4 separate regions of the Mus musculus genome follow, and regions 1, 2 and 4 are each linked to region 3. Evidence: chromatin loops called from intact Hi-C (ENCODE). Cell type or tissue: heart. All regions are shown on one strand. Links, peaks and the distances in the headings refer to the core of each region. The heading gives the core; the rest is flanking DNA.

Region 1 (8,062 bases), core at 1,361-6,360, 1.2 Mb before region 3:
GTCATTATTTTTATTATTCGCTGATCAGCATTTGAAGTACTTTACCTATATATTAGCCCAGTTAGAGAAACAACAACCTAAGAAGTACATGTTGTTACTATTTCCATTTACTGAAGAAAAATGAAAAGATTTCCCCACAGTCACGAAACTGGCAGTGGAAGAGGTCAGATTCACACGTAGGATGTAGGTGGGTGCCATATTACCTCTCATAGATGAGATTTACCATCGAGTGGTGGCAGCCAATGATCTGAGTACAGGGAAGGCCCTCTGAGCAAAGGGTATAGAGAGCAAGGAACACAAGCAAACAGAAAAAAAGCTATAAAGAGCTTTAAACAGATGTGCAGTGGGGGCATGCCTGAAGTCTCAGTAATTTGGGTGACTGGAGCAAGAAGATTGTGAATTTGAAGCCAGCCTGGGCTTTGAAGCAAAAACCTGTCTTAAAACAAAGTCATAAACATCCATAAAAAGGTAGAATAAGGTCCAAAATGTGTCTGAGGAGTCTGAGCAGGCAAGACAAAAATCACAGACATGAGAAGGTAGAGTTGTATAAAATACACAGGAATTAATAAAACCTTGACGGGCAAAAGAAATGTAGTAAGTCACAGAAAACAGCATGAGGGAGCCATTGGTCCAGTTAAGTTTCTTTCTTTCCCCCAAGTTGGGAAGACCATGATATAAATCTATATTAGAACAAGGGTTACTAAGGTAAAGAGCTGGGGCTGTACTTCACTGGTAGAGAAGATGTTTAGCATCAACAAGGCCCTAGGCTCGCTTGATCCTCCAGCCCAGCCTGGTCTATAGAGTGAGTTCCATGCCAACCGGGGCCTCACAGTGAGAACCCGTCTCAAAGAAGTCAAACCAAACCAAACTAAAACAAAAAGAAAACAAAAAACCCTCCTCACTAGATACTTGTAGGACACTGATCCTGCGATGCTTGGGAATCAGGTAGAAGGGGACAGAAGGGACAGATCTTATAAAAGATACATGATTTGAAATTTGCAGAGTAAGTATAGCAATAGTATCAAAGTGGCCAGACAACATGCTGGCAATTAGAAGAGATCTTCACAAGTCGGGAGAACTGAAACCATGGGGGAGACATGAACACATCACGGGACGGAAAATGCATTATGAATGAATTGCTTCAAGTGGAAAGGTGAAGGAAAGACGGAAATGTAAGCTGCAGTTAGGCTCCACCAGGGCAAGAAGCAAGCCTTTCTGGCTCTTTGTTTAGTTGTCAACAGTGGTCAGAGACCAGGATACTGTGTTTTCAGACTTGCTTGTCATAACAAAATTAAGGCCAGAGTCAATGGTATGGAAAGCAGGGTTCCTGAAGTTTACAGGATCAAGACCCACTGCAGCTCACTCAATGACTGGGTTAAGCAGGGTGGTGGTGGTGGGGGGGTGGTAGTGGGAGGTGGTGGGGGTGGGAGGTAGTGGGAGTGGGAGGGTCGTGACAGATGATGATAAACAGGAGCACTGGGGGAAACAGGACTGCTGACCCCACATGAGGACATGCTCCTGGAAGGTGGAAAAATAAATGCTTTGGGACAAGCACTGGGAGAGCTGGGAGAACACTTAACTTCTGCCTCCCAGTCCTGAGACAAAGCAAGAGGAAGGAGGACCCGGGAGAATGAGCAGCCCCCACTTGAAGGTCTGCCAGAGAAGTGGTGTGCTCGGCTCTGTGCCAGCTTTCAGTGTAGGCCGGAGCGGTAAGGAACACTGTGTGATGAGCAGCCCAGGCTCCAGAAGGCAGAGTGAAAAGAGGGTGGGAGGAGAGCCGTGGGAAGATGAACCGGGAAGGAAAGTACAGAGCCAACAGAGCCGTCTGGGAATGAGATTCTGAAGCTGCCAAAGCCAGCCTTTGCTAACAAGGAAGCGAGGGAGACCAGAGTTGTAGAAAGATCCGAATCAGAAGGTTGGGACAAAATAGTGCTGGTGTCAGTTACACTGCTTGACGCATTCTGGGTTTAAGTGTTAGTACCTTATTAGATATTTTAGTTAGAAAAAGCGTGCATTCTTACCCAGCGAGACCAGCTTTCCGTAGCTGTCCATCATGACATCTTTATACAGGCTTCTCGGAGCTGGATCCAGATAACCCCACTCCTCCTGAGTAAGAAACATAGCCATAGCCTCAAATGTCAGCCACTGCTGGAATTGTTTTCTCTCTGTAGTCAGTTCCAGTGGTCTCTCCACTGAAAGTGGGAGAAGTTATTGTCACTTTACCATGCTCCCATTCACTAGGAGGAACACGGTAAGTAAGAGTTCCAAAAGGTGCTCAATTCATGGCACCTCACACTGAAAAGGATCTGGACTGGTCTAGATCCACGCCTTCCAAACTGAAGGTCTTCTCTGCTTTCGTTATTACACACTAATACCACGACTGTTTTTAGTTAACAGCCTTAAGACCACCCCAACGTTCCCTGGCCTCACTGTTCGCCCCAAGCTTCTACCCACACCAGCTTGGGACCCAATTCGACGCAGTTCCATTAGGTTTTCTAAACACTCACCTTGAGTTCAGACATTGTGCTAGCTGCAGAGGACAGACGAGATTTAAAAAAAAAAAAGAAGAAAAGAAAGAAAAAAGTGCCTCACCTGAGAAACTCATAAATGAGATCTAACTTGGAGCAGTCTTAATTTTCCCCAGCCGATTTATCAAGTTACTCTTGAAAAAAAGAAAAAAAGAAAGAAAGGAAAAAAGAAAAAGGGGCCTTGGGGAGTTTGTAAGTGAACTAAAAGCACCTTGCAGCAAGGGGTATGTCCCGCAGCAAGGGGTACACAGGAGTTGACTGGGGTCCTTTCTTAAGAGTTGTAGAAATGGCCAGGAGGGGGACAGGGGAAGAGGTGATGGCGCGGCCTTGCTGTCTTGGGAGTGGCGAAATAACGGAGATCTCTTGAAAGGGCAACTCACCTTTGGCTCCAGCGGTGGGCTTGGGGACGCCATCGCCTCGTTCAGGAATAGCAGCCACACGACATTGGGGCTCTGATGAGGCCTAGATGGCTGTTGGAAATAAGGCTCGGCGAGAAGGGGCTCACCGGATGGGTCTGGTGTGGTCCTGCCTCTGTCTCGGAGCGGTCAAGTTCCTAGGGGCATATCAGACGTTCTGTCTGGCTGTCCTCCAACCCCAAACCCAGTCCTCTGTCCCGCTGCCTAGCCTTAGGGTCTCCCTGTAATATCTCCTCCTTGTTGCCAATTCCTCCGCCTCAAAGTCAAGCTGCACTACTACCGACCACCCCCGGACCAGAAGGCGTTACCCGGAGCCTTCGCGGAACCGCTCCAACTACAACTCCCAACATGCCCAGGGAGCGAGCCACCGCCTTCTTCCGTAAATGGCAAGCGAACTACATTTCCCGGAATGCATAGGTCTGGGCAACGTCAGGGGCCGCTGAAGTAAGCTCTCATCTGATTGGCTGAGTCGGGCACGTCTGGCGCTCTTGGGTTGCTTGTCGAGAATGGCGGCGCTGATCGTGTCTCGGTTAGCAAGAAGAGGCTGGCTGTGGAAGCTTCCCTTGGCAACACGTAGAGAATTTTGGTCTCGATCCAGGTAAATCTGAGTGTTTCTCAATGGTCTAAGTTCCACGTAAGTAATCAGAAGCGGAGGGGACGAGTTCAGAGGGTTAAGATGGGACCCTGGTCCTGAGCCTTCAGGAGTTAGCGTGGAGTAGGGATCCGAGCTAAAAGCTTACGTTTCTGCGATTGGCAGGACCGCTTCTAACGGCAACACGGTGCGCTTTCCCAGATTTCACTGATGCATACAACAAATAGTTTCTAAATGCCTTCCGTGTCTCTAAGTGTGTACCCAGCAGTACTCTCTTTCCCACGCTTTAGTTCCACACGGGAGGGAACTGAGGCCCACTGAAGAGAAGCACGCACATGGTGGATCCAGAAGCCCCGTGACTTAACTGCTTATCCACAGTTTTCCTCACTGCATCCTGTGGGATCTATGTATATTACTTAGATAATATTTAGGGCCTGAAAATTTAACCGCTGGGACCTCAGAGAACAACGAACGTATTAAGTTAGAAGTTTGAATCCTCACCCCATGTATTAACTCTAACCTTTCCCTGGTTAGTGTCAGATGTCCCAAGTTCATTTCTTTTTTTTTTCACTCAACAGATATTTTAGTGTTTACTATATGATAAATATTAAAGATAAAGTGGTTAATTAGACCAAATCTTTGTCCTCATAGGAGAAGGGGGGCAGTTGGTGATAAACTGTTCATTTTTCAGGTAACCGTTCTTTAAGGTGTAAATGGATGTAGTGATGTATATTCACATAGAGGAGAGATTTCAGCAGTCAGGCCAATCCCACCTTTTTACATCCCTTTTTGCGTTCTGTTTGTTTGTTTTGTTTATTGTCAATCATCATAGCTCTGTGTTAGAATTTTAAATCTTGAAGCATAATTTCTTCCATGTTTTTCTTGCTCATGATTGCTGCAGCTATTCGTAATTTAAGATTGCTCTTTATGTCTTTGGGAAAAGCCATTCGATTTTTTTGAGTTAAGTATTTAAGTAGTGCAGACATGGAACAGTCATTGAACATGGACTGTCTCTTCATTTATATGTGTGTTTTCTGTTTCTTTCATGGATGGTTTAGAGTTTTAGAGTATAGATCTTTAACCTGCTTGGTTATTTTTTCCTAAATATTTTTTTCCTGCTGTTATAAACAAACCAGATTTCTTGATCATTTGGGGGGGGGTGATTTATTATTTCTCTAGAGAAACCACTGATTTTATTGAGGATTTATTTTATTTATGTCCATATGTGTATGTATAAATATATGTGTGCTGATACTCTCGGAGGACAGAAGAGGGCGTCAGATCCCCTGAGTTTGGTGTTACAAGAGATTGTGAGCTAGCAGCCTGAGGTGGGTGCTGAGGACTGCACTCTGGAAGAGCAGCGAGTTCTCTTAACTTCTGAGCTCAAAGCTCTCCAGCCCTCGACTTCTGACTCTTTATTAAATGTCTCTGATTGCTATTGACTGGCGGAGGCTTTGTATTCTTTCTTGGTTTAGGGTTATATGTACCTGGGATCTTTAACTGCTTCTTTTAGGTTCTGCAGCCTGTAAAGCTCCTTCTTGTAACTTTTTATTTGTGAAACATCTCTTGTATCGCCGTATATTTCTGATTTTAATTACATGAGGTTTTGAGGTTTTCTGTATTAGCCCTTAGTTTTGTTGGTTTCTTTTTATGAGATTTGTGTCTGCTCTGCTCTTTATGATTGCTTTTGTTTTGCTAACTTTGGGATTTACATTTTTTTCTTTTTTTTTTTTTTTTAGTTTCATGTGGTTCAATATTAAGTTGCTTAAAATCTTTAATGATGTAGTCATTTATTACTATAAATTCACCTTAGTGCTGGCTTTCTTTTTATGTTTGTTATTGTCTTTGTTAGGGTTTCTATTGTGATTAAAATACCATGACCTAAGCAACTTGAGGAGGAAGGAGTGTTAGAAATAAGCGTCACGGTTCTAAATAAATCACACCGTGCAGCAGGTCTCACATGGGAGGTTTATTGGGAGGGGGTCAGAGGCAGCCTTTGGGAGAGTGTGGAAGGAAAGAGAGAGGGGGGCAGGGTGAATAGACACAGCAGGAGCCAGCAGCTACACTGTCTTCTAGAGAGGACATGTCTCTTCTCTGGGTCTGAGAGCTGCCTGTAAAGACACCTGATTGCTGTGAAGTCGCTTCCAGTTGTTCATGGGTGTGCCTGATACTAACAAGGGGTTTATTTTATTTTACAGCTTGGGGTCAGTCCATCATCTGGGGAAGTCAGGCCAGGCTCTCAAAACAGGAACCTTGGAGGCAGGAACTATGTAGAGACCATGGAGCAGTGCTGCATTCTGGCTTGCTTCTGTGTAACTTGCTCTACTTGATTTCTTTTAGCACACAGGACCACCAGACTAAGTGTGGCACCACCCAAGGTGACCTGTGCACTCCCACATTAATTATTAATCATTAAAATACCTCGGGCACAGGCTGGCCCATGGGCCAGTCTTGTGGGGGCCTTTCCTTAAGTGAGATTGATTCCCTTTCCCCAGATGACTCTAGCTGTGCCAAGGTGACAGAAAAGTAGCCAGCACTGTTATGTTATACATTTTCACCCAACTCAAGATATTGTGTCTGTGTGTGTGATTGTGTATGTGTTGTGTGTGTGAAGTTGAGTGTTTTCTTCAGGCATGCCCTGCTTTATAGTTTAAGACATGGTCTCTCATTAAACCTGGAGCCCTATGACTTGACTAGACTAGCCAGCCCTGAGACCTCCTTTCCAGTTTTCTGACTACAAACATGTACACATTCTGTTAATTTTCTCTCCTGGATGCTGAGTATTGAACACAGTCCTGATGTTTGGTTGTTTTGGTTTCTATTGATGAGACTCCATGACCACAGCAACTCAACTCTTTTCTTTTCTTTTCTTTTCCTTTTCTCTTCTCTTCTCTTCTCTTCTCTTCTTTTCTTTTCTTTTCTTTTCTTTTTTCTTCTTTATTGGATATTTTCTTTATTTATATTTCAAATGTTATCCCATTTCCTGGTTCCCCCTCCCCTGAGATACCCTATCCCCTCCCCCTCCCCCTGTTTCTATGAGGGTGTTCCCCCATCCACTCCCACCTCCCCACCCTGCCATTCCCCTACACTGAGACATCCATCAACCTTTCACAGGACCAAGGGCCTCTCCTCTAATTGATGCCCGACAAGGTCATCCTCTGCTATGCTGCTGGAGCCATGGGACCCTCCATGTATACTCCTTGGTTGGTTTAGTCTCTGGGAGCTCTGGAGTCTGGTTGGTTGATATTGTTGTTCTTCCTATGGGGTTGCAACCCCTTTCGCTCCTTCAGTCCTTTCTCTAACTCCTCCATTGGGGACCTCATGCTCAGTCTAATGGTTGGCTGCATGCATCTGCATCTGTATTTGTCAGGCTCTGGCAGAGCCTCTTAGGAGACAGCTATATCAGGCTCCTGAGAGGCTGACCACGGCAACTCTTATAAAGGACAACATTTAATTGGGACTGGCTTATGTTTCAGGGGTTCAGTTCATTATCATCATGGCAGAAAGCATGGTGGCATGCAGGCAGACATGGTGCTGGAGAGTTCTACATCTCTGCAGGCAGGAGGAGAAATAAACATTAGGCCTGGCTTGAGCATTTGAAACCTTAAAGTCCTCCCCCCAAAGACATATTTTCCTCCACCAAGGCCACACCTCCTAATAGTGCCACTCCCTGGTGACCAATCCTTCAAATCTATGGGAGTCATCCCTATTCAAACCACCGCACTTGGCAGGCATTTTACCCACAAAGCCAAGTCTCCGGCCCTTTATGATAACGAGATACTCTGGAAGCTCCTTTGTTATTTCCTCGTTGACCCAACGGTATATTGCTTAGTATTGATACATTTGTTAATATTCTTTTTCTCTTGCCTTTCTGGTGATTAGTTTTTTCCTTTGTGGTCAGTAAGGCTATGTTGTATGATTTTGAACTTCTAAATTCATGAGGCTTCTTCCATGATACAATGTAATCTATCCTAAAAGATGTTTGATATTGGTGTTCTATGTGAATAGCCTAAGCACTGTTTGTTGAACATGTATTATTGAGTTCAGTTATTTTGGTGATTTATTTTTTCAGGCTTGTCCATATTTACTTAGTATGTTTCGGTGCTCTGGTATTGGGTACATGTTTATTTATATCCAATTAAATTGAATTGATCTTTTTTTAATTATCTAATAACCTTTAAAAGTTTATTTGGTTTGATAGAGGTGTAGCTCTTCCTACTTTGTTTTGTTTTCTATTCCCATCGAATACCTTTTTTGCTATCAGTTTTGATTAATGTAGCCCTTGATTCTGAAAAAAAGTTTCTTGTAGACAGCATATAATTAGAGTTTGGTTTTTATTTTGACGTTTTGGTTATGAGCCTTACCTTTAACAAGTGAGCCATCTCTCTAGTCCTCAATTTTTAAATTTTTAGCTATTCTATCTTTTGGAGTGTTGAGTCTTTTACCTGAATTTCATTTTATTCTGAAAGCGATGAAATGTTAGGGAAGGGACTGGAGGACTATGGGGAGGGAGTGAGCCAAAACTC
Region 2 (7,719 bases), core at 1-5,000, 810 kb after region 3:
GCACATAGGAGGTGAAGGAAGGATGATCTGAGTTCAACCCTAGGTTGTGTGGGAATGTCTAAAAAGAAACTAACTAACTAAAAAAAAAAAAAAAAGAAAAGAAAAGGAAAGAAATGGTAGTAAGCTCAGAATTGCTGGCTCACAGGAGGGAGAAAGGAGAGGCGTGGAATCCCTCTGAAAGCCTTTTTTAACAGGCACCACCAGAAACTTACAGAGAACCTAAGTGGAAGAGCAACTGGAGGGTGAATAGTGGTGTAAATTCAAAGCAGAAGAAGTTGAGGGCTAAACTGGGGGGACAGAAATGGAGGAAAAAAAGTAGTGAGGTCTTCCTATGAAATATGGCATATGACTGTACAGAGAAGACACACCAAATTAAAAAAGATAAATAACTGGAGTTTCTAGATTTCTATAAATAAGCAGTGACATTTAAAAATAAGGAGACCCTGAAGCTGGAAAAGTGGCTGAGAGGTTAAGAATACCTGTTGCTCCTGCAGAGAACCCCAAATCGGTCCCCAGTACTCATATGGTAGCTCACAATCATTCATAACTGCAGTTTCAGGTGACCTCCAAGGACACCAGGCAAGAAAGAGATGCGCGCGCGCACACACACACATACATACACACACACACACACACACACAGGTGCGTGCAATACACACACATACACAAAATAGACTTAAAAAGAAAGACACACACACAGCTGGGATGGGGAACCAGGGTGACAGACTGTGTAAGACACATTTTGTTAAACTGAGTGTGTATGGGACCTCCATATGGAAGACTGAAAGGTAAAGCCTCAGACACACCAGCTTTATGCCAACGCTTTTCCTAAAGTTATTCCTGATCCTAGTCTAATTTACCTTTAACTAAAGTGGTGCGTGCAGCTGATCAAGGAGAGGAAAACCATGCCTCCCTCCTAAAGGGCCTTTAACTAACTAGATGGCCACGTCAGCTCGGGCTCACTCGGCCCCTATTAATCTTTCCATCCTGGAACTCCTCCTTCCAGCAATGCAATGCAACCCTGGGTACCTAGCCTCCTCCAGCCATAACCGGGCGTCCCCCGCAAGCCCCCAGCCACTTACCTCTGCCGAACAGTGGATCCCGCAGCCCGTGCGGCCACCGCTTTGCTGGGAGAGCGGCCAGAGGAGCCCACGTTGGTGCCACTGGGCGTTGGACCCGGCTGCAGAGGGAAGCAGACAAACAGTGAACATCGCGGGTCAAATCCTCTTCACACCCCCGACCCCACACCCACCCGAGAAGCTGGGAAGAGCAATGAGGTCCCAGAAAGGAAGACCAAGATAGGGGCTAGTGCACCCCATGGAAGCGGGGACCGCGCACCATGCTGATGCCTAAGAACGGTGGGCACAGGAGGCAGGAAGAGGGAAGTCGTGAAGTTGCCGAGCACTCAGAACTCTCGTAGATACAGGCTCTGGCACCGCCCCCCGGCCGGCTGGCAGGGCCTTCGCAGACTCTTGGATGACTGGGCTGTCCTGAGATATGCCTGTAAAGATTACGCCGACAACAACTGGGCCGTGTGAAAGTACAGCCCTTTCGCTTCTTTTATGTAATTTATTTAGCGTGCTTAATATGGTCAAACATCACCAAATTGCAAGCTTTGGACAGGTCCACATGAGAAATTGAGTCAGGCATTTTCTTAGCGCCCACAAGCTTATCGCTGATGTGGCCTAAACTAACGCAGGCGTAGTTGCGCTGGCTCGGCTTTCAGTAGCCAGAGGGGGCCAGGGGCGGAGCTTGCAGGAGCTTGCAGAAGCTCGCGCGGAGAGCGCAAGCGCGGCTCATCTACCATGGCCGAAAACCTGTACCGAGCCCGTTCCCGGGTTTACAGCCCATCTGTGCTGTTTCTGCACCCAGACATGGGTATAGGCGGAGCCGAGCGCCTAGTGCTGGACGCGGCGCTGGCGCTGCAGGAGTACGGCTGTGATGTGAAGATATGGACCGCGCACTACGACCCGAACCACTGCTTCATCGAGACCCGCGAGCTCTCGGTGCAATGCGCAGGGGACTGGCTGCCTCGCAGCCTGGGCTGGGGCGGCCGCGGCGCCGCCATCTGCTCCTACGTGCGCATGGTCTTTCTGGCGCTCTACGTGCTGTTTCTCTCCGGCGAGGAGTTCGACGTGGTGGTGTGCGACCAGGTGAGGCCGCCACCAATTCTTGGCTGGGGGGGGGGGGGGGGGGCGGCGCCGAGAGGGGGGGAGGGACCGCTGTTCTAGGTTTTTAGGAACTGTCCAGCAGGAGTCCCCAGGGAGAGAACGGCCACCAATTTTAGTATGGATAGACCCTTTAAAATGGCAGATCTCAGGGACATCTCTCCCCCGCCCCCTTCCTTTCGTTGAAGATCCTTGAGGTAGGGCTTATGTGTCTGCATTTTAAATGTTTAGCCTTGGGACTAAAATGATTGGATCCAGGTGGTTGCTGGCATTAAAAGACGACTTCCGGCCACACCTTGTATGTGACTCAATTTACTCTTCTTTCTTCTCCGTTATTCCTTTGTCTCTGCTTTCAGGTCCCATCCATCCCACCCTTCCAGTCTTTCTAATACTGCCATTCCAGTACTTAGCAGTGCCACGGATTAAAGTCAAGCTAAACATATCGTTTCCCCATTAGGGTCCCCATTGGTCTTTGGAGAAAAATCCAGTTATTTTGTCTATACAAGTGTCTGAGCTTGCATATCAAAACCAGAGGTCAGCTAATATTCACCTGAACATTGGAGTCAGGCTCTCTCACTGAACCTGGAACTGAAAGATTGAGCTAGACTTTTGGACAGGTGTGCACTGCCATACCCAACATTCCTGGAGCCAACCCTCAGTCCTCAGTGTTTTTTTTTTTTTAATTAAGAAGTAACATTTACTCAGGAGTAAAAGTTCAAATAGGAAGTATAATGTAAAAATTCCCTGTCCCCATCCTTGAGAGGGCGAGCCATTGTCAACAGTGTCTTCTGCATCCTTCCAGAAGTGATGTGTGGCCCTGGTAGTATATGTGTCTGTTTCCTGCTACATCTTATATGTACACAGCTGGGATCCAGTTTACCTGCTGTTGGACTTTTTGCTTTTGTTCTGCAAAAATTTGAAACATCTTGCTTATTGATATTCAAGATCCACATCAGTCTCTTCAGTGACTGGAAAGTCCCCTGTCCTGTAAATATTTCAGTCTTCCCTAAAAGACACTAACATTGCTGTGTGTGTGTGTGTGTGTGTGTGTGTGTGTGATCCTAGGTGTGACACTAGATATGACATCCTAATACTGCATTTATTTCACTTCTTACAGTCCTCTGAGGAATCTCCTGATAGTCATGGTCATTGTAAATGTCAGTAACAGTTTCCAGCCTTTACTTACAATGATGTCACCTTATTCTTCCAAGGTCTATACTTGGCTACCCAGTGCTCTTATCTAAGCTGACATGTGGAAATAGCCACAGTTGCTCCAGGGAATCTTTAATTATGATCCTGAGTTGCACTGAACCACCCTGAGGAAGCCGTATGTTCATGGTTAATGCAGACATTTACCCAGGTCCTATGGATTCAGTAATACCAGGCAGCTAGTCAACCAGGAAAAGGCTTATGGCCAAGGAGGTTAAGGCGACCAGTCACTTATCTACTGTTTTACCTTGGTTAGGTGTCTGCCTGTATCCCGGTGTTCAAACTGGCCAGACGGCGTAAGAGGGTCCTATTTTACTGTCACTTCCCAGATCTGCTGCTTACTCAGAGAAATTCAGCTCTGAAGAAGTTCTACAGGGCCCCCATCGACTGGATCGAGGAATACACCACAGGCATGGCAGACCGCATCTTGGTCAACAGCCAGTACACTGCTTCCGTCTTTAAAGAAACCTTCAAGACCCTGTCTCACAGAAATCCTGATGTGCTCTACCCATCTCTGAATATCGGCAGCTTTGACTTGGCTATTCCTGAAAAGATAGATGACCTCGTCCCCAAGGGGAAGCAATTCCTGTTCCTCTCTATCAACCGATACGAAAGGAAGAAAAATCTGCCCTTGGCACTGAGATCCTTGGTGCAGCTTCGGAATCGGTTACCATCTCAAGAGTGGGATAAGGTTCATCTCTTCATGGCCGGTGGTTATGACGATAGGATCCCGGAGAACGTGGAGCACTATAAGGAGTTGAAGAAAATGGTCCAAGAGTCAGACCTTGAGCGTCATGTGACCTTCCTGCGGTCCTTCTCGGACAGACAGAAGATCTCACTCCTCCACGGCTGCTTGTGTGTGCTCTACACTCCGAGCAACGAGCACTTTGGCATCGTCCCTCTGGAGGCCATGTACATGCAGTGCCCAGTCATCGCTGTTAATAACGGTGGGCCCCTGGAGTCCATTGTCCACAAGGTCACGGGGTTCCTGTGTGAGCCAGACCCAGTGCACTTCTCAGAAGCCATGGAGAAGTTCATCCACAAACCATCCTTAAAAGCCACGATGGGCCTCGCTGGAAAAGCCAGGGTGGCGGAGAAGTTTTCAGCTGATGCATTTGCAGACCAGCTGTACCAGTATGTCACGAAGCTGGTGTAGTCAGGAGAGTACAGTGTAGAGTCTGTATGCTACATGCACTGCGATCCCTCTTATGGGTTGTAGAAACGCCTTTGAAACCAAAAGAAAGGGGGAAACAAAGGAGCTAGAATCTAGTGCTAGTGAGATTTTCTTTTTTAAGTAGACTTGAGTCTTGAATGTGAGCCACCTGTCCACCACACCTACCTGTCATTTCTGAAATATTCTTAATGCTGTAATCATTCCGTATCTCGTGAGTGTTGTTGAAAGTATGGTAGGAATCTGCTGCTAGCAGACTATTTTAACTCTATTTTCCTGGATTATTGTTCCTTTATATATAAAGGTTTGATCATCCAGTGCCTTAATTGGCTTTAGTAGTGTAGGTCTTACCATTGTCACAGTCAATTGATTTGACTTCAGAGCGTAATGGGAACGAGGCTGCTGCAGCTCCCAAGCTCGGTTTACTTAAAGTGTTCTCTAGTAGCTGCTAGAAAATTTTTGTTAGAATTTTGGCTGGATCTATAACAAGAGTACTCAGTATTATTTATTGTTTTGGTTTTTGTTTTGTTTTGTTTTTTACTGCAACTTGACAATAAAATATGTTTGGCATCAGAAGAGAATAGAACATTAGATCTGAGCCCGATGCTCTGACTTCATCTTGTTAAATACATAAACCTGAAGTCAGAAGACTAGGATAAATGAGATAGTTTACATGAAGGAACACCATCACACATGTTTTGGCCTACCGTGTCACGCTTGGCCTTATTCCTTTGAGCCTGTGCCAGAACAGTGTATTGAGGCAGGGAGCAAAGACAAAAAGGGTCCCATATCCCTTTCTAGAAAATATCCCTTGATGACCTGATTCTCTTCCACTAGCCCTCACTACTAAAAGTCCTGTCACCTCCTAGTGTGGCTCTCAGTGTGGGCCGGGGACCAGGCCTCAGGGCACAGGCCTTTGGGAACTGTATTAGAGTTCTCTAAAATAGCAAACAGCACTTAACAGAATGAATTCCCAGAAGAAGAAGAACAAATGGCGTACAGGCTTCTGTCCAGCTAATCCAACAATGAACAGAAAGTCCAGAAATCCAGTAGTTGTTCAGTCCAGGAGGCTGAATGTCTCAGCTGATCTTCAGTATACACTGGAATCCCAAAGTAGGCTCTGACGCCGGTGAAGGGATGGACTTGCCAGCAAGGTAAGGACAAGCAAGCCAAGAGCAAACGCTCCCTACTTCCATGTCCTTGTATAGGCTGCCAGCAGAAGGCATGGCGCAGACTAGAGGTACGTTTTCCCACTTGAAGATCAGAATTAAAGGAAGACCTGCCAACTTCAAGTTAAGCAAAAATCCCTCCCAGGTGTGCCCTCCATTGTTAGATTTTAGTTCAATCCAGATGGAGTCAAGTTGACAACCAAGAATGGCCACCACCGGGGACACTCCGCATCTGAACTATATACTAAGCTTCATATTTCAGACGTGTTTCTTAATGTTGTTGGTGTCTCCAGCCCTCGTAGTGTTTGTATCGTATTCTCTGCAGTTTAGCATGCCAGTGTTTCCTGTCCTTCACGTAAATGCCTTTGTGTGAAGCTTGCTTGACACCCCGCCCCCACCCCACCTCTCAACTCCCCTATCCCTGTGACACTGCCCAGTAATAACTGTTCGTTGTTGTTTACCTGTTGCTTGTAAGTGCAAGTATTAAAGCAATTTTAAAGCTAAATTCACCTGTAAGAATATAATAAATATCTGTAATCAGATGGTCCAGTTTATGGTTGCGAGCACAGAGCCGAACAGCCTGCCGGACTTAGAGGGCAGTAATCTCTGCTTAACACCTCACTTCTTCATCTGCGAAGTGGGGTAATTGCCCTGTCACGCTTCCCTGGAAGGGTGATTGTGACAGATTTCATCAGTAGACACAGTGCAGAAGAAATACATGGTATAAATGTTAGCCACTACCTTTAGAGGTTAAAACGAACTAGAAGTTCCATGTGAACTCAGGCCACAGGGAGAGACCACTTTGTTGAGGCTCCATAGAGCTGTAGTTTTAGTTTAAATCTGTATCTCAAGAGCATTTTTCCAGGCACGATACCAAAAGGAAGCTTCACAAGTAAGGATGGGACGCCTGGCTCTGGAATTTAGTTTCTCTAGTGTTTTGGAAGATCCAGTAAAGTAGGTCTTCCCAAGTCTGTGGTTTGGTTCATACATTGGAGAATTAGAGCCTTTCGGGCAAAACCTGACCCTTTTTCAAAAAAGCTCTGACCCTTTGATTCAAGACCGGTAGAATTGGTCACATATCTGTGGTAAGGGCTTACTCACTGCAAGCACAAAATCTATTGCTGCTTATGAGCGTTTATCATTCTAAAATGAACTCTGGGTTCCTGGCACTTGTCTTCCTTGTCCTGAGCCCGTGGGATTACAAAAAACTTCCCAGGCGTAGACAGACTGCAGAGTCCCACCTGCTCTGAATGACTTGACTCTAGGCTCCTAGATAAACAGCTAACGGTGGAGCTTTCCCCACAGGGTGTCCAGAATTTGCAAAATTGCATTCAGTAGAGAAATAGCATGGACCACAGAAACTGACTTGTGGCCTCATCAGTAGTAATTCTAGCATTAGGGAACCACTTCTCAGCGTGCTGCCCGAGATGCATAGTAGACATTCATTTAATCCTCATATGAAATCCAATGCCCCCTTGTGGATCAGTGAGGGTAAACTATTTGCTTTATCACAGCCTGGAACCCCACCCTACCTGCTTCAGTCATCAAGTTCCATGATTGTCTGCCTCGAACCTCCCTCCACAGCACTGCTGCCATGCTTGCTTGGGCCCCTTGTTACTTACCTCTTGATCTTTGGGTGGTCTGAGCTTGGTCTAATCCTCCATCATCTTCAAAGGCCCAGACAAATGAAAGCCACAACCAAGTGTGCACAGTTGGAAAGTATCAGAGGCAGGCTTCAACCCATCTAGCCTCTAAACCTCAAGACTGGCCAGGATTTCTCAGTTAGCTTGAGACATGAATACCACGCCCCTCATACATGCACACCCAGTTAGGGTGAGGATGGCCTTACACACAGAAGGTATGAACTTGCTCAGTGGCAGGCTGCATTATTACTGTTCTTCCTCCCTCATAATGTTCCCATGGCCTCTGAACCTTTCCCTGTGGTATAGAGCTCACCCTCAGTGGCCATAACATCCTTCAAAGGCAATTACAAGTACCTCGG
Region 3 (8,062 bases), core at 1,879-6,878:
TGTTATTTGTATATGTAACCACGTACATGCAGAAGCCAGAAGTCAGCACTGGGTCCCATCTTCAATTGCTCTCTACCTTTTTCCTTAAAAAAAAATTACATTTATATATTCATTTGATATTTGAATGTGTGTGTGTGGTATAATACCCATGCAGCAGTCAGAGAACTTGCAGGAGTTTTGTGTGTGTGTGTGTGTGTGTGTGTGTGTGTGGTATAATATCCATGCGGCAGTCAGAAAACTTGCAGGTGTTGTTTTTCTCCTTCCACCAGATAGGTCTCAGGAATCCAACTCAAGTCCTCAGGTTGGCAGCAAGTACCTTCACTTGCTAAGCTATGTCACAGGCACTGAACCTTGAGTTCATCAATTCAGCCAGGCTGACCAGTCATGAGTTGTAAAGATCCTCCTGTCTGCCTCACATCAGAATTGGCATTACAGATATACCACACTGGCTTCTCAGCTCAGGTCCTCATGCTTGTGCGGCAGACAACTTTACCAAATAAACCATTTCTCCAGTCAGACACAGCATCTAAGTTTACAGGGGACTGCTTACCAACAATGAGTCTCTGAAGGGCACCTTTATCTCCATTAACTGCAGCGGCATGAACCTGAGATGCTAATGAGGACCCCGTAGAGAGTACATCCTCGGATATGTTCATAGTTTTCTCCACAATCCTAGTGACCTGAAACAGAAATTGAGTACAGTGAGTACAAGCAGAAATACTTCTCAAACCTGTCTTGTGAGTGCCAAATATGATTTATTATAGATATTTAAATAGGACTTAAAAACTCACTCCTACTTCTACAACTGCTGACATGGCAAATTGGATGGCTTCTGTACAACTTGCTTAACTATAGATTAGAAAATTGGGCTCTTTAGAGATCTTTCTCAAGGAATGAGAAAAGATGACATTTCCATTAGGCATAGAGTTTAAAAGTCACATTGACTTCTAAGATTAATACATTCGAAGGTCATATGATTCCATACAATACTTGTTGAGGTTAGCCAGCGTCCTGCTTTAAGTTACTCCATATTGAGTAAAATGGAGGGTTTTCGGCCTGTGCCTGGTCCTGAGACACTCCACTTTATTAGCTGCTTTTGAACTCTGTTTTGAGGGTAGATGATGACTGTGCTCTTGGATGGAAGTAAAACACTAACTCCTGCCCAGCTACCACTGAAGCACAGACTGATCAATGACTTACTCCTGAGAACAGAGAGGGCGGCATCCTATACACTTTTCAAGGTATACTGAGACCATGGGAGGATATGAGCATATTAAAATCATACCAAGGAAGCCACTTACTGGACATGTCAGACCAAGGGTGGGTTGTAACTTCCTAACCATGGGGTGGAAGACACCCAGCAACGCAGGGGCAATGACCCCCCACCAGACTATCTTCTGAGTTCTAGTGGATGTGTGCACTAAGGACTGGCAAGCACAGTTCTTAGCTTTCCTTGAGGGTCAGCTGGGTCCCTGGGTGTTTGACTTGGCCTACTTGACTGCTATCTGCCCATCCACCTATGAGCCTGTCTGGACCCAAATCCACTATTCCTCTTCTAATCTGGTTCTGTCCTCTTGTTTCTGCAGCCAACTACATCTTTGCCCTCTACCCTGACTCTCTTGTGGTCTGATTTGAACAGCCAACGGCTTGCTCTAAAACTGTTTTAGGGTTGTTACTTATCAAGACAGAATATGCTTGAATTTTTGATCAGCCCACTCCTGAGCTTGCACTGTCATAGCTTCTTTACATTGTATTCATTCTATAAACCACATATCTGCATATTTACTGTGTGCCATTTTGATATGAGAGTTAATAATAGTAATTGAGATCAGAATAAAAAAAAAAACAAACTACATATGCCCTGGCCAGATTACCAAAGTAGGTGGGATTAGCTAGCAAAAGGCTACCATTGGAACCATTATACTTTGTGATTTTATTGTCATTTACTAAAATCTGACATTGTAGAAAGCCTTAAACATGCTTGCATATGTTTCTGACGTAGTTCTTTCGAAACTGACAAGGATTATTGAATTGTTCTAATTTAGAAAATAGTAAATTATAGTAAAGGTTAGCTTTTCATTTAATTTGCTGACAATGTTAGTAAACATCTGGCAAAAAAAAAAAAAAACAAAAAACCAGAAGTGTTGGGAGCCACTTCTGTTTTGTCTGAGCATGTCTGACATGGTAGAACGAAGAGTGTCATGTAGGATTGTAGCAAAATCACTTGAGAGACTACAAAACAATGAGTGAAGTGAAAGTAGACTACATTTGAGTTCCTGGCTCAGTTGTGTTAATGATCACAGAGTGTCTTTAGATCTTAGTAAATATGAAAAATTAAAACGGTTAACTGTTTATTTAACAAGTAGAGTGCCAACTATTCTAGGTACTGTTCTGAATTCTAAAACATCATTGTGGATCCAACGTGAACAGAGTTTTAGGCCTGCTAGACCACAAAAAAACCTTACTTGCTACTTTGAAAAATGTTAAAATAGTTATTTCTATTTCTTTAATAATTATATTGCTTAACCACAATTCTAGCAGTCAGCACAGTAATAGGTATTCAGCTGGTGCTAAGTGAAAGCTATGAAATGTCATGGGTGAGTCTCAAGTCCAAAGGGTAAATCAGACCAAAGTTTAGCTTCAGGGAATAATGAGTTCTGTTCTTTTCTTCCTTCCTTTCTTTTCTTTCTTTTCTCTCCCTTTATTTTTTGAAAGATAGGGTCTTGAAATTCAAAGACTAGGTTGCCTGGGAATTTATTATGTAGCCCACACTGGCCTTAAACTCCTGATCCTTCCATCTCAACCTCTCAAGTGCTGGGAGGACAAGCATATACCACCATAACCAATCCTACTGTTTATCAATTTCTTATTTTAATGAAACTTGGGTTTGGTCAGAGAACATGATGAATGTTACATTGATAAGGCCACTGCCTTAGGAAATAGTGGGTTTAAGTATTGGCTCCACTACACTTTAATTTTGTCTCCCTGGGAAAGCCATTCCTCTAGGTGCTGTTGCTAGTTCTTCATCATTTTCTTCTTCTTCTTCTTCTTCTTCTTCTTCTTCTTCTTCTTCTTCTTCTTCTTCTTTCTCCTCCTCCTCCTCTTCCTCCTCCTCCTTCTTCTCCTTTAGCAGAGATGCTCATTTCCTTGTTGTCCCCACCCCAATAAATAATTTTTTATAGAAAGAAATCAAAGCCACTTTGTTAGTGCTTTAAAATGTATCATCATCATTAAATAATTATAAAATAAGCCTGTGCAATAAACACTCTAATTACTGCTATGCAAACGTAGTGGTGCTGAGCTCACACACAGAAAAAAGAAATTCTGCTTAGGAAGAAAGATTTGGTGACTGTGACAGATGTCAGGGGAATCAAATGTCAGAAGTGGTGACACTTGAGATGGCAAGCCAGAAAGAAAAAGGGTAAGGCCACTTCAGGCAGCAGGAAGGCTGAAGCAAAGAACTGGAGTAGGGAGAATCACAAATGAAGAATGCCTCCTAAGTAGTGATGATGTGGCTAACTTTCCAGGCACGTGGATCTAGCTGGATGTTCACAGAAGATTCTGGAAAGCTACCATACACCAAGTTAAAATCCTTTATTACTTGGTTACTTCGTAATTGTACTGTAAGAAGTGGTCACGGCCACTTGGGCACTGCGCTTTACAGTTTACAGCATGCTTTCCCATCCCTGTTCTCTTCGTTTCACGGACCCTCTGAAACAACCCTGGGTAAGTGATTGACCGAAGCCCCAGTGGTGATTCTCCTTATATAACGGAGGAAGTAGCACAGAAAGAAGAGGCAGCAGCTTGGAGGCCAGGGATGGAGGCTCAGGCCACACCTCAGATCAGGCGGGCCAAGAAAACGCAGCAGCAGCCCGGGGCGGTGCTCTCCATCCTACCCGAGCCGCCGATGCTGGACCGCTTCCTACTCACCCCTGACTCCAAGAATGGCGTCCCGGGGCCGCCCCAGGAGGCACAACCCTCACGGGGCCGCCCCTACCGCCAAGCCAGGCCACTGCGCCCACAGGAACAGACCCCAGGACACTAGAGCCCGGGAGCTCTGAAGAAGTAGCCTGGGGCTCCAGGCTGCACAGCCCTCTGGGAATTGTAGTTCCCGTCCCGGAGGCACAGAGGTACGCGGTCCCTTCCAATCCCGAAGAGCCCCGCGCACAGATGGCTTGGCCGTCGTGGGCACAGGGCTTACTGGGAAAGAGAGTCCCAGCTCTCCGATGACATGGTCAATGAAACTACAGTATGGACTACATTTCCCGACGTGCTTCGAGATGGGCAGGACCCGGAAGTGAGGGCGTGAGAGGCCTCTCTGGAAGTTGTCCCGGGTGTTCGCCGCTGGAGCTCCGGGTCGAGAGGACGAGGTGCCGCTGCCGCCGGCCCCGGAGCCCAGCCCTTTTCTAGCCCGGTCCAGTCCCAGCCGCCACCTCCTGACCCCGCCGTCGACCCCGTCGTTACCATGAATCCTGCGGTCTTCCTGTCTTTAGCAGACCTCAGATGCTCCTTGCTGCTCCTGGTGAGTGTATGTCGGGGTGACAAACCCTCCGACTGTGTCCCTGAACGCCTCCCGCCCTCCGCGAGGGGGAACGGTGCAGCCCCCTGCTTGCCTCGACTCTCCTCCGCTGGCGAGGCGTGCACCCCCGGGCACTACCTTCACTTTGGCCGTTCTTTTGGCTCCTTAAGCCTGCGGTCCACAAGGCCTGCGAAAGCACAGTCAGGGCTTGGAACCTGCAAATAGGAGAATTCGCCTTGGGGGGAGTGAGTGATCCGTGGGAGGGAGGTCACCGCTGAGGCCCCTGGAGTTCGTTTCAGTTTTGTGGACGTTGAGGACCTGCTTGGGGCACCAGAATCCTAAGGGACCTAGGGTACACCTAATGTTTTCTCCCACATGGAGGGGCGTTAGAAGCCGACAGGTGTTGGGGTCGTGTGAATCTCTCTCTGGATCCTTGAAACCGGCTGGCAAAGCCCTCTGTTGTGGCTTAATGTGATTGGTTGGAAACCCGGAACTGGAGTCTGGTTTGGTGTCGACTGGGAGAATAGGAATTTGAAAAGGTGGAGGATGTGATTATCTGACAGGCTCTGCTAGAGCCTCCTGCTAGCCTTGTTGCAACCTCTGCACCCTAGAAGCATACATAAATCTTGGTCAGTGCTCTGAACTGGAGAATAACCAGCTCTCCTGCATACCTAGGTGCTTGGTACTTCCCTGCCTGCCCAACACCATCCCATCTTAGAAAAGAATCTTCCCCCAGTTCTTCTTCTGAAGTCTATCTTGAGTATGCAACTTACTTGGCCTCTTCTTAAGGTCAAATTGAGACAAAAACTGAAGGTCTAACTCCATATGTGAACATGAGAGGAATTTAATTGGACCGTAATGACAGCATTTGAGAATACTTGAATTGTGGTAGATTCTTAGAAAGCTAAGATTAGCATCATTGAATATAAATTACTTTCTTCACAGCTTAAGAATAATAATTAACTTGCAAGAAGCTGTGTAGTTGGTTACAGGCGAAACTGAGTCTAGAAATAGATTTCTTAATTTGTAGTGTGTATTCCCCCGTATCACATAAAAAGTTTAATGTCTGCACTTAAAATACTTTTCATTCTCATTATGGCTTGAAAGCCATTTTTTAAAAAGCTATATATAATACTCTGCTTTTTTCAAAATAAAGTAGTGTAAACTAAATGAAATGAAAATAGTTCTGAAGGCTACAGTTGTGTATAAACGAGGCCACATATGTCTTCTTAGCACTTGTAAGTATATAGCAGTAAATTACTTCTATATAGAGGATCTCTCTCTCTCTCTTCTCTCTCTCTGTCTGTCTCTGTCACTCTCTGTCTCTCTGTCTCTCCCTCCCTCCTCTCTCTCTCTCTCTCTCTCTCTCTCTCTCTCTGTGTGTGTGTGTGTGTATGTGTGTTATTATGTACTGTGGCACCTTCTAGAACTGTTGCATTAATAAGAGGCCATATACTTCTTAAGGATACTAATTACTAATCTTTTCCTCAGCCTTAAAAAGAGTTGTCTGTTAGAAATTATTTTTAGGTGACTGAGAAGTTCAAAGATCAACATTCTTAAGAAATTGAAACATTGAAACATTTCTGTAGGAAAATGTCACTAGAGCTAAGTTTAAGAAGAGTGAGGTCCAGGGCAGCCAAGGCTATACAGAGAAACCCTGTCTCAAAAACCAACAAACAAAACCAAACAGAATGAGGACATTTATTTCTAAGTAACACAGACTTTTTCTAGAGAATTTATCAACCCTGTTAAATACCTAAGTGAAGATTTCTTCTCCAATAAAGCCTACATTTTCCTAAAGTCTAGTTAAAAACACATTGTGTGTTTGTCTTTCCAAGCAAAGATAGATGATAGGACCAGAAGAAGCCCAGAAGCCATTTCAGAGAACTCCTGTGAAGATGAATGGTCTGAAAGCAAAGCCTCAGAAGTTCTCATAAACCAGAAGCACAAGTCAAGTTAGCGCCCATGTGAGCATAGTATTTGCTTACTTAGTTCTAATCATTTTAAACTCGTCTTAAACTAGCTTAGCAAATATTCATAGAGCATTGGTTTAATCTCAACAGTGTGTAGCCTGTCTGACTGCTAATTCAGTCACAGTGACGGAACCTGCTTACTCAGTATCCCACCTGTCTAATGAATAATCCTCTGAGTTCCCTTCAGGCTTCAACTTGATGCCTTTCACAGGCAGACATAGAAAACTCCAGCTCCCGTTTAGCTTAGGTCATCATTTTTTCCCTTAAGTGGTTGGCTCTCAACATCCATATATCCTCTTACCATAGTAAGAAGCACTCTACCTCAGTTTTAAAGACCTACTAAGACCTTCTTAAATATGTAGGGATCATAAAATAATAGCTGAAGTTATAACACTAAATTTCAGGAATCAAATGACAATTTTTTTCCCCTTATCTCAAAAGTATTCTAGGGGGAAAAAAAGTATTCTAGACTACATCACTGTATGCCTTGAAAGCCTTCCTGCATGGGCATCAAACCACAGACTCTGTGATGACTCTTTCATTGAGTGCTATTGGCCCTCTCTCCTTTGTGTCAGAGACAGGTTGCTTGAGAACTGAAGCGGTTTCTTTTCTGCTTACCTTCCCTAGCTTGTGCTCTCTGCGCTGGTCGTGTGTAAGTTTTGAAAATGTGAGGTAAGAGAGGGATGGATAAATCTGAATGGAGTTGTGTCAGATATTCTCTGTTAACTTTAGAGATTTTAACCCTTTATTCCAGTTGTTTTATTGACGATGTCATCTCACTAATCTCTTGATTCTAAGACTCTAGGTTGTTACTAGCTCTGGTAGTCCTGGGCTTCTATAAGCTAATACCTTCATTACTGTTGCTTTTGTTTTTTTATTTTTCTATATGTATAGGAAGCCAAGAAAATAGTACCTGGTTTAGGAAGCTAAGTAATTAGAGAGCTAAGTAAACACTGGTAGAGTCTGCTGAGTTTAATTTTTAAGATTTTTGTAGGTGTCAGTTTTAGTCATTAATGTCAACAATAAAAGTGTTCAATCTTCAAAAAAATACTATTGGAAGCCCTTAATTAGATTCATAGCAGGTGGGTTATTTATCCTTTTTATATAACTTTTTAAATGTAACCTATGGGTTACACTATGGGCTGCTCTTTAAAATTAGTTGAGACAGTTTTAATAAAACACAGTTCATGGGTATCCTGGATTCTGTTCTCATCTCAGAACAGACAAATAAACAGCAACACAAAGTTGCTTGGGCTGTACCCCAGTTATATGTCATAGAGTCCAGGCACTGGTTTAATTTCCCCCCGAAACACTATTGTGACACTTACAAATGTATTCAGATACTACTTGATGTTAAATATTCCTAATTGTGTCTTATTTTAAAAACTGGTCACTCAAATTGGAACCACATGAGCTCCATGCATGCGAGTTGGTTTCTGTGTCTCCTGTAAAACGTTAGGCTGCCTGGAATTGAGCCCAGGGCCTTGAGCATCCTGAGCACACACTGTGCCACTGATCAGCTACCAGCCTAAGCTAAAGTCTGTAGCTTCCTTTCCCATCTCATTTTTCC
Region 4 (8,062 bases), core at 1,777-6,776, 54 kb after region 3:
TTAAATTTTCAAAGTGCTGGGGTTGTAGACCTGTGGCACCATACCGAGCTTAAATGGCTTTGCAAGGGCATGTCCTGAATTTTAAAATATCTTTTTTAGATTTTTTTTTATGTGTATGAATGTTTATCTTCATGTAGGTAGGTAGGTAGGTAGGTAGGTAGGTAGGTAGGTAGGTAGGTAGGCAGGCAGGCAGGCAGGCAGGCAGGCAGGCAGGCAGGCAGACAGACAGACCATGTGTGTGTATAGTTTCTGTAGAGTTCAGAAAAGGGAGACAGATCTCTTAGAACTGTTGTTAGGGCTGTCTGTAGACCACCATGTAAGTGTGGGGAACTGAGGTCAAGTCCTCTGCAAGAGGAATAAGTACTCTTAATCACTGAACCATCCTTCTGATCCCATGTTATCACTGAATTTTGATCAAATCCTACTTACTAATTTTTAATGGATCATACTTTATATTTTGTATCTTAAGTTGTCTGTTCTCCCCCAATATTGCAATTTTTTCTGCCATGTTTTCTTCAGTACATTTCACAGTATGAACATTTCCACTTATGCCCATTGTTCATTTGGAGTTAGCTTTTATATGTGGAACAATATATGAGTTAAAGTGGGTAGGTGATCTGTTGTTGTATTTAGTTGCCAGACAGATCCGTCATTACTTGTTGGCAAAAAACCTCTGCCTCTTTGTCACTAACTGCCTTAGCAGCTTTGTTGAAGTGAACTGGCCCTGTCCTTATGACTCTATTTCTGGTCCTTTTTGTACTGTTGATCTAGTGTCTGCTCATCCTGCATGTTGTGAGTTGTTACAGCTTATGGAAGGTCTTGAAAACAAGCGGTATAAATCTTCCAACTTTGTGCTTGTTTTTTCAGAGTGGCTTTGACTGTTTTAGTGGGATTGAATTTCCATGAATCCTAGAAACAGCTTGTTAGTTTCTAACAACAAAGGGGGATCCTGGGTTTCTAATTAGAGTTAACTGCATTGAGAGCAGTTTGGAAAGTTACTATTGTAGTAATCTTAAGTCTTTTGATCCACAAACATTCTTAATCTTTCAATGTATTTAAATATTTTCAGCTTCAGCAATTTTTTTCTCATTTTCCAGTCTACATATAGTACTTTGATACTCATACAACCTACATTAGACTATTTTACTTTTAGATTGATTGCATGTGCGCACATATGTGTATGTTTTCTTACTTACTTGGCTCTACCGCTGCCATCTTATGTGAGGACTCTGTCAGTGCCCTCAGTATGCTCTGACAGATGTGGCCAGTGCCCTCAGTATGCTCTGACAGATGTGGCCAGTGCCCTCAGTATGCTCTGACAGATGTGGCCAGCTCTCCACTGAGTCCAGGCTACGGTAGTGACTTGTCAGATCTTGGCTCTTTATGGCCATTTAAAAAAATCTTTATTTTTCAGAACCTAGACAATTCCAAGAAGTATTGGTTATATAATTTGTAGAATATTTTTCAGTTTGGGTTTGTCTAGGTTCCTCCCACACCGAGGCTTTGCACATCTTTTTTGAGACTTGTTTTTATTTTTCAAGACAGGGTTTCTCTGTATAGCCCTGGTTGTCCTGGAACTTGCTCTGTAGACTAGGCTAGCCTCAAACTCACAGAGATCTGCATGCTTCTGCCTTCTGAGTACTGAGATTAAAGGCATGCGCCACCACTGCCTGATGTAAGATTTATTTTTAACTATGTCTCAGTTTTTGATACTCTTATAAATGGCTTTGGCTTTTAAATTTTAAAATTTTGCATTTTTTGTTAATATGTAGGGATTAAAATTAACACTTTTGTATTGCTTTGTGTTGAAATTTAATTCCAGCAGTTTTTATTTAGAATTTGCATAGCTTTCTAGTGAAAATAATTGTGCTCTATACAAATAAAGTCAGTTTTCCTTCCTGTGGTCAGTGTCTCCTTACCATATCCTGCACAGACAAGTTCATGTGCTCGTGCTTTGGGATTAACTCTGTGGAGTCAGAGGACCCGTTTCCTAGCAAGGTGTTTGCAGAATCAAGATGTCATCCTGACTCTGCACGACTCACTCTATTAGTCTCCTGTTAGGTATTCTGGGAGTCTGCTCTGGCCTGTCACTGTGCTTCACGCTGTCTGTCTTGTTCTGACTCAACTGCTTCACTCAGACGTCTCATCCAGAGTCATAGTGGTGTGTATTGGAGAGGCTCCTGTGAAAAGTTTCTAGCTAAATGAACTGGTGAGCCTGCTCATTGAGTGCTCATGTGGAGTTCAGCTTGTTCTTACATACATTGCCTCAGCTATGGTCACCACAGTCTTTTGAATTAGCTAGTGGTATTTACTCAACCAGAGCATAAGTGCCAATTCTCTGTAATGACATGTGACTGGTCCTAGAGATATAGCAAAATACACTTGTATGCTGTTTTAACTTCTCTGAAGGGGCAGTGTTAATTATGTGATGCATTATATTGATAAGCATAGCTTACTCTGATGGGGTAGGGAAGGAAGCCTCTCAGGATATGATATAAACTTGAAGGAAAAGTAGTACTTCCGCTGTAAGCTCAAGCTGTGTGGTGACAGGTAAGCGTGTGAGGAAGATCTCACTATGGTGTGGCAGGTATGCGTAAAGGTGACATCTCTCTGAGCTGAATCTTGCACAGTCCATTTGGGGAAATATTTGTAAATGCTATCTTCACTTTTCTAATCAGCCCACTTTAAGATTGATGATGAGGTGAGATTATAAAGTTGAGAAACAACAGAATTACAAGCCAAGCCAGTATAGAAATAAAATGCCATTTAAAAAAAATGAAGCATCACACGGGTATTTTAAAGACGTTCTTGGGAAGGCAGTGCACCTACTCATCTCTAAAAACAGGTGGGGAAGTCTTCTCTAGAAGACTGTTTGTTGGTTTATCTTGAAAATTCATTTCAGTGCATATTCCAGGAGCCACTCACTTGGTTTGCTGCTTGCTTTTCCGTGGAGCTCCTCTCCTACCCACTGGCAACTCAGGCAGCCTTCTGTTCTGCCTTTAACCTCACTTCCTTATGTACCCTTCTTAGTAAGGACATTGTGTGAAAGGTTCAGTTCCGTGCTGAGGACTTGGGAGGTGGAGTAGTTCCACCCAGTCGGCACTTGTGTTTCAGGAATGACCTGCACACACCCTTGTTTATCTCTGTCTGCTCTCCTCTGTGCAGCTGAAAGGGTTATTAGCACATGAGCTGGACTTCCATCAGGAAGCCCACCTACTGTTTCATTTTATTGCAACCCCAATGTAGAACTTATATTTCACTTTTAAGCTCCTAAAATTTTTCATTTGCTATACTCATTGTAGGAAATGAATGAACTATAAGGAAAATAGGGAGAGAAAAAGGAAAATGAAGGCATGACTACTAGAAAAGAAACAGAAATTGAACTCAGTCCCAACTGTCTCTGTCCCCGAGCCGACAGGAACAGGTAGTCTTACTGGTCCTACGGAAGAGCAGGATGTCAGGTCTTGTTTTTGCCATTATTCTGACAGTTTTCCTCCTCTTCTCTGTCTAAAGGACTTGGGAAACTACATCTCTAATCAGGATATATGCTGTTGTGTATTCCTTAGATGGGGTGGCAAGAATCACAGCTTCTTATACTATACCAAGGAACTCCACACTGAAACATGGTTTTGGTGTATATGCTATTTGTTGGGGGTTTTAAGGCTTTTCTAAGAGTTTGTCCTGTGTAGACAGGGGTAATATTGGAAGTAGTTACATTAGTTACAGTGGTAGCAATAAAATAGAAGGCCAGGTGTGGTGGCACTTATGCTCAGCCTCAGCATTTCGGAGGCAAAAGCAGATGAATCTCTGGGTTCAAGGCCAGCCATATAGTTTATTAGCCTACACTGGGGAGTCCAGGCTATGCATCCAGGCTAGGATACATAGTAAAATACTGTCTCGATAAATAAATCAGTAAAATGTGAGCCTTGTAAGACTATGGGCCTCACCTCTGTAGTGATCTTTACCAACTTTGGTATCTAGCAGGTAGACTTGTTCACTTGTGGTAATTGAATAGATGAATGGATTATTGAATGCCCACCAATAACTGGAGCATGACAGGTACACTGGTACTTTAAATTGGTTATCTCAGGTCTCTAACAGTACATGTGAGGAGTTTCTTCTGTACTTTTCCACATCTAACTTCATTGATTATAAGGAACTATTTTATCTCCACATGCAGAAAGTATTGTGTGTCTTACAAGGAAGGGAAATGCACTCAGGATCTCGTGTGACTCATGCCAGCTGAGTCAGCGTTTACATGTCTCCATGCAGTGATTGACTGCACACTTGCCTGTTTGACTGGCTGGAGAATTTGCTTTATTCTCAATTAAAACGTCATTGCTAGTTAAGTAGGTTTTATTCAAGGTCAGCAAGATAAAAACTAAAATATTAATAGTGGTTTTTCTGTAGAGACTAGGAATAGTTAATAATGGTGGCTGGATTACAAGTGATTAGTTTTCTTTATAGTTTTTTTCTAAAAGCATTTGTCAAATATGCATATTTTGTATCTCCACGTATATGTGTGTATGCACATGCTTCAAACATACTTTTGCCTGTACTGCAGAACATGAATCCATGCCATCTGCAGTCTCCTCATTTGAGAGTGTGGGAATAGAATTCACCATTCTGATGTTAGTGCTGCCTTTCCCTATGGAAGGTCCTGTCCGTCTGCCCCTGGTGGGACCAGGTTCTCTACTGACCTCCAGTGGCTACAGTCTGTATGGCATTAAGCAGGGACACTCAGTGTTTGTTGGTCAGTGCAGAATCATCTACCCTCCCATGAGCATTTTTTGGAATGCTCTCTGTCCTTGAATTAGACAATATGCTACCATATGCTCAAGTTACTCTTACCTGTCTGTCTTCCAGTGCTACTTGAACCTTCCTTATTTAAAATTAAGCTTTTATGAGACCTGTACATAAATCCTGCATAAAGAACGCAAAAAATATAATTAGCTCATGTGTGTAAGACAGAATTCTGTTGGTCCCGGTAAAAATAGTTGGAAAATAAACAACTATATAGAAAACCACCCAGCACTGCATTACTCGGGGAAAGTAAGCCTCAAGGTCACTTAATGTTTCTGTCTGGAGTTTTATTTGATGGTGTTTCTTGGGGAGGATGCTTGTTTTAGGGCACTATGGTTTGAGAATAGGAAGAGATACGGAAACAGCAGTTGTCCTTCTCCTGGGTTCTGCAGTGAGAACCTTCTGATGAAACCATATGCCTCCTTGGACTGACCTGGATAATAGTAGTGGGCCATAGCTGGGACAAGAGATGACATACTTGCCCTATTTGGAACCCTCCTGGGTATTGTGAGACAGGTAGGAGGAATTCATCAAGGAAAACTTAGTGACCATTGAAGCAAAGTACATGCTAATTTTCTAGTCATGAAGTTATTAACCTCCTGAAATTTCTAATTCCTTTGACATCCATTTTAACATTTGATCTATCTAGTTAATTTTTTAAAAAGCATTTATTATACCCCTGAAGTCATTCTTTGTTACATTGTTAAAATGTTAAGCTGTAATTATTTTAAAATCACGTTTGGCCAAAGCTTATGAAAAGTCACCTTTATGTCTGGACTTACTGATCAATGTAATTTTAAGGGTTTTTCTTCTTAATAATTAAAAGTTACCTCATTGTGCAGCACACCTGCTACCGTGATGTTTGAGAATTAACTCACTGACTAGTCCCCTAATAGTCTTCAAATATTAGGTAACTTTTTTCTTCATAACCAGATTTTTAAGGCAGCCTGATGGTTATAATGACAGAGTATGGAAACAGGCTCTGGCAGCCTATATCAGGAGTCGGGCAGCAGTTCTTTACAGTACTTCTGTTCCTGCTGGGTGAATATTTTCAAAGTCCAACCCCATAGCTATCTGGCCAAGCTATCACAGACAGGATAGCATTCAAATGCTGTTAATAGAACTGCAGGCCCTCAGGGTCTCTCTGATCTTAGTATCCTCTGCTGTATAAAACCTTTTTCTTTTAGTGTATTAAGTTTTCATTACACTCATTGATTTATCAGGTTTAGAAAGTTAAAAGGGGAAAACAAGAGAGACCAAAACTGTGAATGCAGTTTGGTTAGGTAGGTAGGGCTTGGGGAGAATCTAGGAGAAGTTATGGGAGAGGGGTGAAAATGATCAAAATACATTGTATGAAATTCTCAAAGAACTAATTAAGATGTTATTTTACAAAAAGAAAATTGAAAACATTATATTGTCTCTAGTAGAATCTTTTACTGTTCATTTTCAAACTGGTTCTTAGATTGCAAATTTAAAATAAAACGGTTACTCCTATTAGACTAGTCATTTTTGTGCTAGTCTGTCACAAATCCTTTCTGCCAGACCCTTGGTAGGAGTAAAATAAAGACCAGATATGTTCACCCCTTGCTGGAAACTTAGACACTCACCTCATTTATATTAACTCTGACTATACACTTAAGTTGTACAGGACAGGGTCTTTGTAGGGCTTGATATTTTCAGTATAGATTTTGAGGATTTAGTTTTGGTTTTGCCAATGTGGTGGACAAAAACCTTCATCTGGTAGTTTAATCAATAGCTTCCTGATGACAGCTGAGCATGTTTTTATGTTTATTGGCCATCTGTGATTCATAAATTGAACAATTTCTTTAGTTCACTTATTTTTTTTGATGGTCCTTTTAAAATGCAGTTCTCTTTCTTTCTTTTTATCCATATGATCATTTGTTTCTTGTGTATGTTACAAGTACCTCTCTCCTAGTTTGTCATAAAAACCCATGATCTTGCCAGGTATGATGGTGCATACAAGTTGGTGGATCATGAGTTCAAGGCTAATCTGGCTACATAGCAAATCTGAGGGCAGCCTGGGTTGCATGGTGAGACCCTGTTAAAAAACAACCCAAAATGTATTTAACCTCAAAGTGCTTTCTTGTCTATATGGGACTCCAAAATCTGTCAAGCCTGGTGGCAGTGTGTGATCCTGACTCAGGGTTACAGGTTCCTTGCCTGAGTAAACATTGTCCCCTAAGCACCCCAGGCTAGAGCAGCCCTCCTCTGTTTTCTGCCTGCTTCTCCTCCACACCCACCCTCAGTCTCCTGGGTTGCCCTAGCACTCAGTAAGTGCCCGTTGAGACTATGCTTTGTGTCTTAGGCCCTCGCAGGCTCCTCTGCTGGGCCAGGAGTGTTGTCTGGGAAAGGCTTCATGGCTTCTGTCTCTTTTGCTTTTGCAGGAGTAACACCGAGTCCTAAACTGCAACTGCCGATTTAATTTCTAAAAGGAAACCTCTAGGGAAGAATGTGGCTGTGATCTTGGCTATCTAGAAAGGGTCTTTTCTTTGGGGGACATTTCAGTTTCTTTAGTCATTGTGGCTTTTGTGATTTTTGATATCTTTAAAAATATACTTTTAAAAAATGTTCAATTTTTGCTAGTTATTATAGTGAAGCAGTAGATGTGTGGCAGTGAAGCACCTGCTGTAGATTGGCGTGCTTGTTCTTTAAAATGTAAATATGCCCCTGCCAGCATATTACACTAAAAGTCTAAGCAGACATCAGTGGCAAAAGCTTTTAGTGTTTCATCAAGTTATTTGGTATTTATTTAAATATCTTCTTCTCAGATAAAGGAAGCCATTCACTTCTATTTCTGAAGTGTGAATGGATGTTGAATTTTATTGAATGGTTTTCTGCTCCTTTTGAGGTAATACAATATTTCTTTCTTTAGGGTCTTAGTCTCTCCTTGTGGTTTTAAGTTACAGTTCCCCCATGGTTGGTGGTGGTGGCATTTCCCCCATATACCTACATAGACCTACTTTTGTGAACTATCTATTAAGATCTTTTACCCACTTTTCAATTGAGTTACTTGTATTTTCACAGTATACTTTTTTGAATTCTTTATACATTTTGAGTGTTGACTCTGTTCAGTGTTAACTTACATATATTTTCCAGTCAATAGATTGCCTCTGTAACTCTTAAAAACTGTTCTGTTTGCTTGGTGAGAGCTTGTGTGTGTGTGGTGTGTGTGTGTGTTGTTTTATATATGTGTGGGTTTTTTATTGGTTATTTTATTTATTTACATTTCAAATGTTAT

The links. Hi-C counts contacts between places; a loop is a spot of excess contacts. Peaks named below come from ENCODE experiments on the same cell type or tissue, not always from the same donor. Only the 100,000 strongest peaks of a DNase experiment are listed, where the experiment ranks them.
Region 1: it touches region 3 in a loop (7-fold over the local background); 2 of 42 quality-filtered maps call a loop at or near these places.
Region 2: it touches region 3 in a loop (2.6-fold over the local background); 3 of 42 quality-filtered maps call a loop at or near these places.
Region 4: a loop joins it to region 3, with 4 times the contacts of the local background. A loop is called at or near these places in 7 of 42 quality-filtered maps.

Annotation. Positions count from the first base shown.
Region 1 is chr4:49,516,442-49,524,503 of GRCm38, reverse strand. Mrpl50 (mitochondrial ribosomal protein L50) reads left to right here and starts at 3,421. Exons shown (of 2, transcript NM_178603.4): 1 at 3,421-3,542. The coding sequence starts at 3,451. It overlaps Zfp189 (zinc finger protein 189), which reads right to left and starts at 3,328. Exons shown (of 3, transcript NM_145547.3): 1 at 2,909-3,328; 2 at 2,022-2,106. The coding sequence starts at 2,941. In heart, for the core only: no CTCF peak of the experiment used is centred there; DNase peaks (open chromatin) are centred at 1,723 and 3,353; H3K4me3 peaks cover 3,231 bases; H3K27ac peaks cover 1,484 bases.
Region 2 is chr4:47,468,373-47,476,091 of GRCm38, reverse strand. Alg2 (asparagine-linked glycosylation 2 (alpha-1,3-mannosyltransferase)) reads left to right here and starts at 1,725. Exons shown (of 2, transcript NM_019998.3): 1 at 1,725-2,153; 2 at 3,634-6,259. The coding sequence starts at 1,806. The coding sequence ends at 4,533. Sec61b (Sec61 beta subunit) reads right to left here and starts at 1,431. Exons shown (of 4, transcript NM_024171.2): 1 at 1,339-1,431; 2 at 1,083-1,180. The coding sequence starts at 1,341. In heart, for the core only: a CTCF peak has its summit at 2,272; DNase peaks (open chromatin) are centred at 1,451 and 1,751; H3K4me3 peaks cover 2,903 bases; H3K27ac peaks cover 2,194 bases.
Region 3 is chr4:48,275,844-48,283,905 of GRCm38, reverse strand. Erp44 (endoplasmic reticulum protein 44) reads left to right here and starts at 4,317. Exons shown (of 12, transcript NM_029572.3): 1 at 4,317-4,522. The coding sequence starts at 4,466. It overlaps Invs (inversin), which reads right to left and starts at 4,146. Exons shown (of 17, transcript NM_010569.4): 1 at 3,931-4,146; 2 at 551-680. The coding sequence starts at 656. In heart, for the core only: no CTCF peak of the experiment used is centred there; a DNase peak (open chromatin) is centred at 4,195; H3K4me3 peaks cover 2,535 bases; H3K27ac peaks cover 1,959 bases.
Region 4 is chr4:48,221,986-48,230,047 of GRCm38, reverse strand. The region is part of intron 4 of Erp44 (endoplasmic reticulum protein 44); the gene reads left to right. Among named protein-coding and RNA genes, the nearest start is that of Mir1958, 13 kb to the right of the region's middle. In heart, for the core only: a CTCF peak has its summit at 4,718 (motif pointing left); no DNase peak of the experiment used is centred there.